3 separate regions of the Mus musculus genome follow, and all the other regions are linked to region 3. Evidence: chromatin contacts called from ENCODE Hi-C or POLR2A ChIA-PET data. All regions are on one chromosome and are shown on one strand. Each heading gives the region's core, a stretch centred on a gene start or an enhancer-like site at or near the end of the contact. The rest is flanking DNA. Distances are from core to core; before and after follow the strand shown. Region 1 holds the start of Sgta (small glutamine-rich tetratricopeptide repeat (TPR)-containing, alpha). Region 2 has its middle 4.0 kb from the start of Dot1l. Region 3 holds the start of Timm13 (translocase of inner mitochondrial membrane 13).

What was found. Hi-C counts contacts between places; a loop is a spot of excess contacts on that map. ChIA-PET counts read pairs that join two places held with the same protein, here RNA polymerase II (POLR2A).
Region 1: POLR2A ChIA-PET joins it to region 3 with 10 read pairs in Patski. The contact joins the promoter of Sgta here to the promoter of Timm13 in region 3. POLR2A ChIA-PET finds 5 or more read pairs at or near these places in 2 of 5 experiments (Patski and embryonic stem cell).
Region 2: a map of left cerebral cortex shows a loop between it and region 3 (2.5-fold over the local background). The contact joins the enhancer-like site here to the promoter of Timm13 in region 3. A Hi-C loop is called at or near these places in 1 of 37 maps with a recorded cell type or tissue (left cerebral cortex). POLR2A ChIA-PET finds 5 or more read pairs at or near these places in 3 of 5 experiments (Patski and embryonic stem cell).

The regions. Positions count from the first base shown.
Region 1 is chr10:81,058,198-81,061,872 of GRCm38, forward strand. It overlaps Sgta (small glutamine-rich tetratricopeptide repeat (TPR)-containing, alpha), which reads right to left and starts at 2,074. Exons shown (of 12, transcript NM_001358550.1): 1 at 1,931-2,074.
Region 2 is chr10:80,749,547-80,752,943 of GRCm38, forward strand. No RefSeq gene overlaps it. Among named protein-coding and RNA genes, the nearest start is that of Dot1l, 4.0 kb to the right of the region's middle. Within about 2 kb of position 2,010, at least 2 of the 3 ENCODE cell types and tissues checked have a DNase peak (open chromatin) inside an H3K27ac peak, as active enhancers do; they include left cerebral cortex, where a contact is called at or near this core.
Region 3 is chr10:80,899,014-80,902,827 of GRCm38, forward strand. Timm13 (translocase of inner mitochondrial membrane 13) reads right to left here and starts at 1,956. Exons shown (of 3, transcript NM_013895.4): 1 at 1,611-1,956; 2 at 1,469-1,537; 3 at 437-1,246. The coding sequence starts at 1,730. The coding sequence ends at 1,148. Lmnb2 (lamin B2) reads right to left here. Exons shown (of 12, transcript NM_010722.5): 12 at 2,350-3,814. Tmprss9 (transmembrane protease, serine 9) reads left to right here. Exons shown (of 18, transcript NM_001081688.2): 18 at 166-481. The coding sequence ends at 327.

The DNA of each region.
Region 1 (3,675 bases), core at 824-3,323, 160 kb after region 3:
TGTAGTATGTGTATGTGTGTGTAGTGTGCGTGTGTGTAGTGTGTGTGTGTGTGTCCATACACATGTGGAAACTAAAGGTAGATCAAGAGTGAGTATACTCCCTCCAGGCAGCATGTCATGTTTTAGAGGCAGTGTCTGTCCCTGGGACACGGAGCTGATGTTGGGACTAGGCAGGCTATGCAGAGAGCCCGGTATCTGCCTATCTTGTGCTCCCCCACACACACACTGAAATTACAAGTGCCCCCAGCACTCTCACCCAGCTTTTTCCATGGGGAATCCACAGGGAATTGAACTCAGACCCTCATGCCAAGCATGTTGCTCACTGAGTTGTTTCCCCAACAGAAGCACTGTTCTGTGGGCAATGTTCCTGACCCCCACCCAGTGTCAGTGTCACATCAGAAGCCCCTTCAGTCACACCGATCACAAACATCCCCATACACTGTCCCTGTGGATGAGAATGACCAATAAAAGGAAAGACTGATCAAATAAATGACCACAGAGGGACAAAACAGGAAAGTCATCTCAATCAACTGGTGGGGAACGTGTGCCTTCACCAGCCACCACAGAGGCTAACAGACCTCTGCTAATGGACCTTAGGACAATTAATGTCCAGGTGACAGACACAGAGACATAACAATTTCAACTGACTTTCTTTGTTTTTGTTGTTGCTAACATTTCATTTTTGGTTTTGGTTTTTCAGGACAGGGTCTCACTCTGCAACCTGGCTGTCCTGGAACTCATTCTGTAGACCAGAGGCTGGCCTCGAACTCTGAGAGCTCCTCCTGCCTCTGCCTCCTGAGTGCTGGGATCAAAGTCGGACACCACTACAACCTGGCTTTTGAGACAAGAGGATTTCACCATGTAGCCCAACATAGCCTTGAACTTCACTTCCATCCTCCCGATTCAGCCTCCTACAAGCTGGGATGACAGCCAGCAAGCCCAGCTTACAACTAAACGGGCCCAGACTGACATCCTTTTTACGTTAATTATGATGCCAGATGAGGTGGTGGCACCTACAGTCCTGGCAGAGGTGGCGCTGAGGCCAGCCTGGCTCACATAGTGAGTTCCAGGACAGCCAGAGACAGATAAAGACTTTGTCTCAAAACAAACAAACTATTAATTATGTCGATTTCATTTTCAGACAGGGTCTCACGTTGTGGTCCAGCTACCTCCACCGTGTTAGGTATCCAAGGCTGGGCCTGAACTCACTCCCCGCGATCCAGCTGTCTCCCCCTCTCAATTGAAAGACTGGATTATAGGTTGTGGACCAAAGTTCTAGACTATTTGCTCGAGTCTTTGCTTTTGGTTGTTTCGTTTTCTGAGACAAAGTATGTAGTCCTTGCTAGCATGGAAGTCCCACGATACTCCTGCCTCTGCCCATGTGTCAGCACACCTGCCTTACCATTGTTTTAAGAAAACTCCTCCTCAGAGAGGTCAAGCTATTTGCCCTAGCATGCACAGCTGGCCCTCTGCCCTTCAAACCCACACACTACCTACCTTTGGCACCAAAATCAAACACACCCTCCCAATGGGAAGGAGCACCCACAACTGCTCAGACAATGGTGACAACGTCCATTGTACAGAAGAGGAAAACTGAGGCTGTGGGCAGGCAACAGGCTAAGCAAGGTCACCAGGGTGAGGAATGGCAATGTAAGAGGGTCTTAGACCTTAGGGGCCCCGAGAAAACTGAGATCCGCCCCACACACACCTAAACGCTGACCTTTTCGTGAGAAAAAGCGACGAGGGGTGGGGGTGGGTTGGGACGCTGTCTGCCTCAGTTTCCTCTCTGCGCCGCCCGCTCACGTGACCCCGAAGAGAGCAGAAGTCCGGATCACAAGCCACCTTTGTCCCAGGGGCTCCCGAGCACAGCGAAGCTAAACCCACAGACCCCCGACGCCCATACGGGGCACGGCGGAGCCCCCAGCCTCACCTCTCAGTCGACCGAAGACCCGACCCACCGACGGCTGCGCCTGCGCACCGCGGCGCAGCCAAGCTCCGCCCTCAGGACCAAGACGCCTGCGCAGAAAAAAACCATTTCCTGTGTAGGTTTCCTTTTGCGCATGCGCTCAAGTGCACCCTTCGCTCTAAAACAGAAGTGACGTCACGCGAAGAGGGGGGTCACAAGCTGGTTGTTATGGAAACTGCCCTCTGGAGGCATCAGGAAAACCGGAAGTTAGTCTGACAGTCACCAAGCGGGTCAGGCCTAAAGCACGGTGGGGCGGCGGCGGACCCCTGAGGCACCAAGGCAGACCACGTGGTATGGAGTCTGTCACGTGATCTAGCTGCTTTCAGCAAGACAAATCTGAATCAAAGCCACTAACTGATGCTATGAAGTTTTTGGTTCTGTTTTCGTAATTTTTTTTTTTAAAGATTTATTTATTTTTATATGTAGGTACACTGTAGCTGTCTTCAGACACACCAGAAGAGGGCATCGGATCTCATTGTGGATGGTTGTGAGCCACCATGTGGTTGCTGGGATTTGAACTCAGGACCTTTGGAAGAGCAGTCAGTGCTCTTACCTGCTGAGCCATCTCACCAGCCCCCTGTTTTCGTAATTTTTTTTTTCTTTTTCCTTTTTTTAAAATGACAATACTACGAGCCCAGCCTGGCCCGGAACTCTTCATCCACTTCGCCCATCTTGGAAACTGGCATATCCCACTTTCTGTGAAAGCAGTAAGTGTGATTAACCACTAAACAATCTACTTCACTTATTTTTATATTTAAAACCTATTTACAAACTTATCTTTTGCACACCCCAACTTCTTTCTGATGCCTAAAAGAAAAACAAAGATTAGCAGCCAGACAGTGGTGGTGCTCGCCTTTAATCTCAGCACTGGAGAGGCGGGGGAATCGCGGTGAGTTTGAGGCAAGCCTTGTCTACAAAGGATAGCCAAAGCTACACAGAAAAACCTGTCTCAAAAAATAAAAACAGGAGCCGGGCGTGGTGGCCCACGCCTTTAATCCCAGCACTCGGGATGAGTTCGAGGCCAGCCTGGTCTACAGAGCGAGTTCCAGGACAGCCAGGGCTACACAGAGAAACCCTGTCTCAAAAAACCAAAAATAAATAAAAAAATAAAAATAAAAATAAAAACAGGTCGGGCGTGGTAGCGCACGCCTTTAATCCCAGCACTCGGGAGCCAGAGGCAGGCAGATTTCTGAGTTCCAGGCCAGCCTGCTCTACAAAGTGAGTTCCAGGACAGCCAGGGCTATACAGAGAAACCCTGTCTCGAAAAACCAAAAAAAAAATTAATAAATAAAAATAAATAAAACCAACTTATCTTTACTTTTGAATTATGTGGATGTCTATGTGTGGGTGTCTGCATGGGAATACAGTGCCTATAAAAATCAGAAGAGGGCATGGAATCCCCAAGGCTAGAGTTGGGTGCAGTGCAATTCAGGCCCTCTGCAAAAGCTGTATGTACTCTACTTTTTTTATTTTCTTTGAGACAGGGTCTCATACCGTAGGCAAGGTTGGGCTAAAACTGCACTACCCAGTTTGCAATATGTACTCTTAACCATTGAACTATCTCTCCTATTTTCATTTTACCATGTCTTACTATGTAGCTCAGGTTGACCTTAAATTTATGGAATTCCAGGTGGGCCATGGTGGCACAGGCCTGTAATCCCAGCGCTCAGTAGGCAGAGGCAGGAGGATCTCTGTGAGTTCCAGGACAG
Region 2 (3,397 bases), core at 760-3,259, 150 kb before region 3:
AGTGGGCATTTCCCAGAAGTTGGTTCTCTCCTATCCATTGCCAGGGTCTCAGCATGCCAGCATTGCCATTGATCAGACTCCAGCATGCCAGCAGCAGCTCTGCCGAAAGCATCTCTGTAGCCTTGGTTGGTTTTGTTCTGAGTAGGTTACATCAACTTGAGACAGCTAGAATCATCTTGGAAGATAGAGCATCGACTGGGTAAAGGCCCTAACCAGACTGATCCCTGGGCCATTTTCTTGGCCGAGGTCCAGTAGAGTGAACTGGCCACGGGGGCAAGCCATTCTGCAGTCCTCCTCCATTGCCTATGCCCAAGGTCCTGCCTGCCTTCAGGTTCCAGGCCTGAATTCTCTTGGTGATGCGCTACACCTGCAGGATGAAATATTGCTTCCACTCCCAGCACCTTTGCTCAGGGTATTTCAGGGTGGATTTTTAGTATGTTTATTTGTTTGTTTGTTTTGCTCTTTGTTTTGGGGTTTTTGTTGTTGTTGTTGTTGTTGTTGTTGTTGTTGTTGTTGTTTCTCAAGACAGGGTTTCTCCGTGTAGCCCTGGCTGTCCTGGAACTCACTCTGTAGACCAGGCTGGCTTTGAACTCAGAAATCTGCCTGCCTCTGCTTCCCAAGTGCTGGGATTAAAGGTGTGTGCCACCACTGCCCGGCATTAGTTTTTTGTTTGTTTATTTTGTTTTGTTTTTTAAAGAATTATTTACTTTATATATGTGAGTACACTATAGCTGTCTTCAGACACCCCAGAAGAGGGCATCAGATCCCATTACAGATGGTTGTGAGCCACCATGTGGTTTCTGGGAATTGAACTGAGGACCTCTGGAAGAGCAGTCAGTGCTCTTAACTTCTGAGCCATCTACACACACACACACACACACACACACACACTTTTTTTTCAAGACAGAGTCTCTGTGTAGCCCTGGTAATCTTGGAGCTTGCTCTGTAGACTAGGCTGACCTTGAACTCACAGAGATCAGCCTGCCTGTCTCCAGAGTGCTGGGATTAAAGGCGTGTGCCATCACTCCTGGCCTATTTTCTGTTCTTTAAACAGTTTATTTACTCTGTATGTCTGTGTTTGTGTGTGCCTGCAGGTGTATATATGGGTGGGTAGGGCATGGAAGTCAGAGGATAGCCTAGGCTGTGATCCCCAGAGGATAGCCTCGGCTGTGTTCTTCAGGACTGCTGCCTACTCCTTTTGAGCCAGTTTCTCCTAGCCTGGAACTCATTAATTAGACTAGGCTGGCTCCTGTCTGTGCTTTTCCAGTTCCTGAATTCCAGGGGCCACCACCCCAGGGCTGGCACCAGGGCATGCCACCACCCTAGGCCTGACACTTGTGTGTGGGCACCAGAACTAAAATAGGATTCTTGTCTTTGAAGGCAAACTCCTCACCAACTGAGCCATTCCTCTGGCCCTTTTCTTTGTTTATGAAAGTATATGTGTCCAATGTGTATGGAGGTCTGAGCTTGAAGTCCTGCATCTCCATCTCTCTCCACCTTAGACATGGACATGAGGTCCCTCTTTTAAAAAAAAGAAAGAAAGAAAAGAAGAGAAGAGAAGAGGAGAGAAGAGAAGAGAAGAGAAGAGAAGAGAAGAGAAAAGAAAAGAAAAGAAAAGAAAAGAAAAGAAAAGAAAAGAAAAGAAAAAAGATGTATTATATATATGAGTGTTCTATCTCCTGCACGACAGAAGAGGGCAGCAGATACCCTTGTTGATGGTTGTGAGCCACTATGTGGTTGCTGGGAATTGAACTCAGCAACTCTGGAAGAGCAGCAAGTGCTCTTTATAGATCTTCTCAGTCATCTCTTAACTGCTCTGCCTCCACCTCCCAGTGCAGTGGTGGGTGAGAGGCTAGTTCACCACACCCCGTTTATGAGAGTTGTTCCGGCGATGCAGCTCAGGGTTTCCCACGTTCCAGGTCAGCTCTCCACCCACTTATCCCATATCTGGTGTTGGTCTGGAACTTAAACTCCCCACTCTTGAGAGTACTTTGGAGTTCAGGCACAGTGCTGGCTGGGAGGGAGTGGCCGATGGCAAACCCCCGGCTTCCTCGGCTATTACTCAGACTTCCAGAAATAGAGCCGAGTGCGCACACATATAGAAACGGAGGTTATTTTAAGATGTGACTCACAGGATCCTGTGGGCTCTCAGCCCAAAATTAGCAGAACCGGCCAGCGCCTTGAAACCAAGAAGGTGCAGGAAGCTGCAGAGGAACTTCTAAGACAGAGGCTGGGGATGTGGGGAGACTTCCCGCTCCCTCTGGAGCCACGGTGTGGGCGAGGGGACTTCCCTCTCCCTCTGGACCTAGGCTTTCTCTTGCTTCTTTTAGGTTTTAAGCTGAGTTTGGTAACAAAAGGTAAAAGGATATCTGGGCACGGGTGGGGGTGTCTTCTTGAGGTCCTGAGCATACATACCCCTCACATCCCAGACTCCTCGTGCCCGCATGGAACCCTCCATATCCCAGCACATAATCCTTAAAATTCCAGCACTTGGGGTGCCGGAAGGCGATGAGTTAAAACTTTCCTGGGCAATATATATAGACACTAAATCTTAAACTCCCGTGTAGAACCCCCAGTGAGGGAGGGGCTGGGAGTGTGGACAGGGCTGGAACTCTATCTAGAATCCTCCAATGAGGGGTTGAGGCATGGTTAGGGTTAAGCCCTGCCTCCTGGGGGTGGGGGAGGAAAAGGGGTGGGCTGGGGGCGTGGTCAGGGGTGGAGCCTCGCCTAGAATCCTCTGTGAGTGATTGGGGGCGTGTTTGGCAAGGAAGTGCTTGGCCCTAGCTCCTAGGAGGCACCAGGCTATGCCCTATTAGCTCTGGCAATGAAAGCATGAGAGACCTGGGAAATTCTCTCCACTACCACTGAAGTTGGGACATTGTCTTGTAGGGAAAGATGAGCCTCACTCTGGACAACACAAGGAGAAAGTAATAGCTACAAGGCACGGAGGAGAGCTCTGTGTAGGAATCCCCTAGAGTGAGTAACAGGATTGGCCTTCTCTCTAAAGGGCATGAGGAAGTAGGTCAGATATAAAGAACGTTCACAGTCTGTCACTGCAGCAGCAGGCTGGGGGGCTGCTGGTCAAGGTCTGCTCTTAGACTAGCTTAGTGGGACAGTATTTGCTCAAGTTCATTTCCTTAATCAAGCAGGAAATAAAGAAAAGAAAAGAAAAGAAAAGAAAAAGAAAAGGCATTCAAGGTCATTCTGGCCTACAGAAGACTGTCCCAAGAACACCACCAGCAACAACCAGCCAAAGCTGAAGCAGAATGGACATGGTGCCTCCAGAGGGCTTTATCTCAGCACTCCACTCGGGAGGCAGAGGCAGGCCGATCTCTGTGAGTTTAAGGCCAGCCTGGGCTACTTATCAACTTTCTTTTGTTTTGTTTTGTTTTGTTTT
Region 3 (3,814 bases), core at 706-3,205:
ATAGCCAGTGCAAATAATGAAGCACATTAGCACTGAACCCATTCCCCACAGGGCAAAAGTGAGGCTCTTGGCAGCCTCTCTCTCACTCAGGGGCCTTGTGAGTGCAGTTGCAGGAGTCATGCCTGCTCCCGAGGGATGCTCGTCTGAGGACACTCTCTCCTTTAGGGTGATGCAGGGGGACCCCTGGCCTGCAGGGAGCCATCTGGCCAATGGGTGCTAACTGGGGTCACCAGCTGGGGCTACGGCTGTGGCAGGCCCCACTTCCCAGGTGTCTACACTCGAGTGGCTGCTGTGCTGGGATGGATAGGCCAGAACATCCAGGAATGATTGCCCTGTGGCTAGCAACCCAGGCGTGGACTGAGAAACACAGCTACGGGCCACCCACCCCACGCTGAGGAGTTGGTAGCAGGCAAACATGGGAGTCCGATGGGAACTAGCTGTGACTGTGTATATTGTTCCAATAAACAGAGTCCTTTCTCCTACTGGCTCAGAACCTCTGTCAAAGCCACGAGTCTCCAGGAGCAGGGCATGTCTCCAACTTGGCTCCTTTGGTGCTTATGTTTTGGTGGGACTGACCAAATTGACCAAATCTCATGTACCAATCCTCTTGCCTCCACACTTAACCCACCCTCAAGTGCTGGGCAGACAGGTGTGCACCACACTTGGTTTATTCAGAGTTAAGGTCAGCACCCTGGGCCTCATGCATGATAGGTGAAGGCTACATGAAGCCTTGCTTCTTAACCTCGGCTGGTCTCCCCGGGATGACCAAACACCTGAGATCATGCTCCGAATTCCCTGAGAGCCAGCAGCCCACTGACCCCAAGGGGAAAGATACCCTGGGAGGTCTGGGCCTACTCAGGGGAAGGGACCTGAAGCAGTGAGGTGACACGCCTGCTTTACTGCCCCAGCAGCGATTTATTGGCCTGCTCTCCTGAGGTCACAGGTCAGTGGGGCCAGCCAGATCCCTGTGCTCTGTCGGGTCCTCACTCTCTTCTGAGATTGAGCTGGACGCAGCAACCCAGGGGAGAGGCCTCGATCCCCAAGCCCTCCATGCTGCCAGACTTCAGGGCGGCTAGGAGGAGACACCCTAACTGGCAGGGAAAACAGTTCAGACCATAAGCACGGTGTCCCGAGGCACAGGTCCCGGTCACATGTTGGCTCGTTCCCGCTGCAGTCGAGAGTTGTAGGCGCGGGACACGGTATTCCAGGCGTCCATGTAGCGGTCCATGCACATGGCGATGCATTTCTGCAAAGCGTGGAGGGGGATCCCTGACTGACGGTCACACGACCCGAGGATCACCCATGAAGGCTGCACCGATCTAGGCACAGAAGCCGGGTCCTCACCCCGCGCACGCGCACAACTTCCTCAGTAGCTAAGGCTAGAGGCCGCGCACGCGCACATCTCTCAACCTCCTAGACGCTCCTGACCCCGCGCCCCTCACCACCCCGGGTTCCCGAGATGTCTCACCTGCTCCGAGTTATCCAAGGAGCCCCCGGGCTTCCCGATGCACTTCCGGAAACACTTGTCCGTCATTCTCTGTGGACACACGCGAGGTCTCAGCGGGGACTCACCCGGGGAACCCCGCCACCAACCCCGGCGCGCCCCGCACCTGGAGCAGCTCCTGCGCGTTGGCCACGGCGATCTGCACTTTCACCTGCTCCATAATGGCCCCCGGGTCCAGCTTCCCGCCACCCGTGCCGCCAAAATCCGAGCCGAAGCCGCTGTCCATGGCTGCTCAGTCAACCGGGCCACGGTCGCGCACACCGACCATACGCCCCGGAAGCCAAGCCGGGGCACCACGGGAAACAGAGGCTGAGTCGATTCCCACAAGGCAGCGCGCGTCGTCAGCAGTCTGACAAAGCTGCGGCCTGAGTCACCATGGAAACAAGTTAAACTACACCTCCCACAAACCCGTGCGCGCCGTGCACTCTGACCTCGGAGGCTCTATGGGAAACTGCAAACTCCTGCTCCCACAAGGCTGTGCGCGCCGTCCCTAAGCACTGTCCTTTGGCTTCTAGAAAGGAAGGAAACCCGAACCACAATTCCCAGAAGGCTGTGCAACTTCCCGCGTGAGCCCACTGACTTTTGACGCCCTGGCAAGGGCTGGACCAGGGTCATTTTGTCCTGGACCTCCCCGCTGCGCATGCGTACAATATAAAATCCTCGCTGCTTTTTTTTTTTTTTTTTAATATGTTTTTTTTTTAAAGTTATACGGATGGTTGTGAGCCACCATGTGGTTGCTGGTATTTGAACTTCGGACCTTCGGAAGAGCAGTCCGGTGCTCTTACCCACTGAGCCATCTTACCAGCCTGCTGCTCCTATCTTAATCTGAAGATCTACTCTGAGGCTGCAGTTAAAGTCAATGTTTATTTGAGTATACAAAAGTTTCCAGTTGTAAAATGTATATTACAAATCATAGGCGTAAAAGAAAAGGTGGAACACACGTTTGGCATGCATCTTATAAAAGAAACAATCTGTAGAGCTGAGCGATGTGCGCAGTGCCGGCGGCTCCCCAGCAGCAGTGCCACTCCGGTAACCATCTCACCTAGCCAGGGCCAGAAACAGACCCCTGAGGACCTGCAGATTACTCTAGACCTGCTCCTCAAATACAAGGAAGCTAGCTCCAGTGCAGAGTACACCTGCCCTGTGGGCAAGGCAGCAGAGCTGCGCAGTGACTGCAGCCAGCCATAACTATCCAGGATCCAACGCCGGTCACAAAGAAAACGGAGGTATCTAGAAGCAGGAGGTGGCTGGTGGGTTCTGGAGGTTGGTGGCAGTGGTGGCATCCTGTGGCCAAGAGCTCTTGCCTTGGGGGAAGACTAGGCCTGGACTCTTCCTACCATCAGCTGTGCCAGGAGAGAGAAAGAACTCGCCCTAGCTCAGTAAAGGAAGCTGCCAGTTGTGGCAGCTCCAGGCCTGAACCCCCAGAGCATCATCCCAGTGAGCTGCGTTACTGACCGATGTAAAAAAATAAATATTCTTTAAAAAAATACCATGTGTCAGTGGTGGGGAGGTGACAGGTGAAACTGGCTGGCTCCTGGCACTAAGTTGCAGGGAAGCAAGTTTCCAGGCCTTGCCATCGAGGTGGGGCACAGAGGGGCCACACAGTATTCATACAGGAGAGGCCAGGAGCATAGCTAGTGTGGCCACACTCATGTGAGCAGTCACTGGCTGGGAACCTGCAGCCTTTGCTCCTGAAGGCACAACGCCCACGGTTTGCCTGTCCCCTTCAGTCTTAGGATGGGAGGCGTCGTCCCATGTGTGAACTCGCTCCTCCTTGGTCCTCCGCTTTAGAAGGGACTAGAACAATTCAGAATCTGGGACCAGAGAAGCCTGTGAATGCCCTGGAGCTGGGGACTGTTATAAACCCTTCAGATTCAGAGCACAAAGCTGGGCCATCCCTGGTTTCAGGTGCCATCAACTCCAGGAGAGGAGGGTCTGCCCTGTGTCCTAAGAGCCACCACATCCTGACAGGCTAGTGGGCCCCACAGCACTCTTGGATTCTGAATTTGATTTGATTTGAAAGGCTTCAAAGAAAACAACTGAATCACCAGTTTCATACAAAGTCCACCCTGAGCTAGCAGCCATTCTCCTGCCCCAGATCCAGGCCCAAGTCCCTCAGCCTGCGGGTTCCTAGCCCCAGGCCTCTATACCATCTTGACGGCATGGGGCCAGGTCAGGCCGGTGGGCAGAGGGCACCTCCATCTCGGAAACCCAGCAGAGCCCACCCACATTCTCATGGTTGCTTAACAGTCATCGAGAAACAGACCAAGGACTAGTGAGAGCAGACCATAAAAAAGTAGTTTTAGGGGC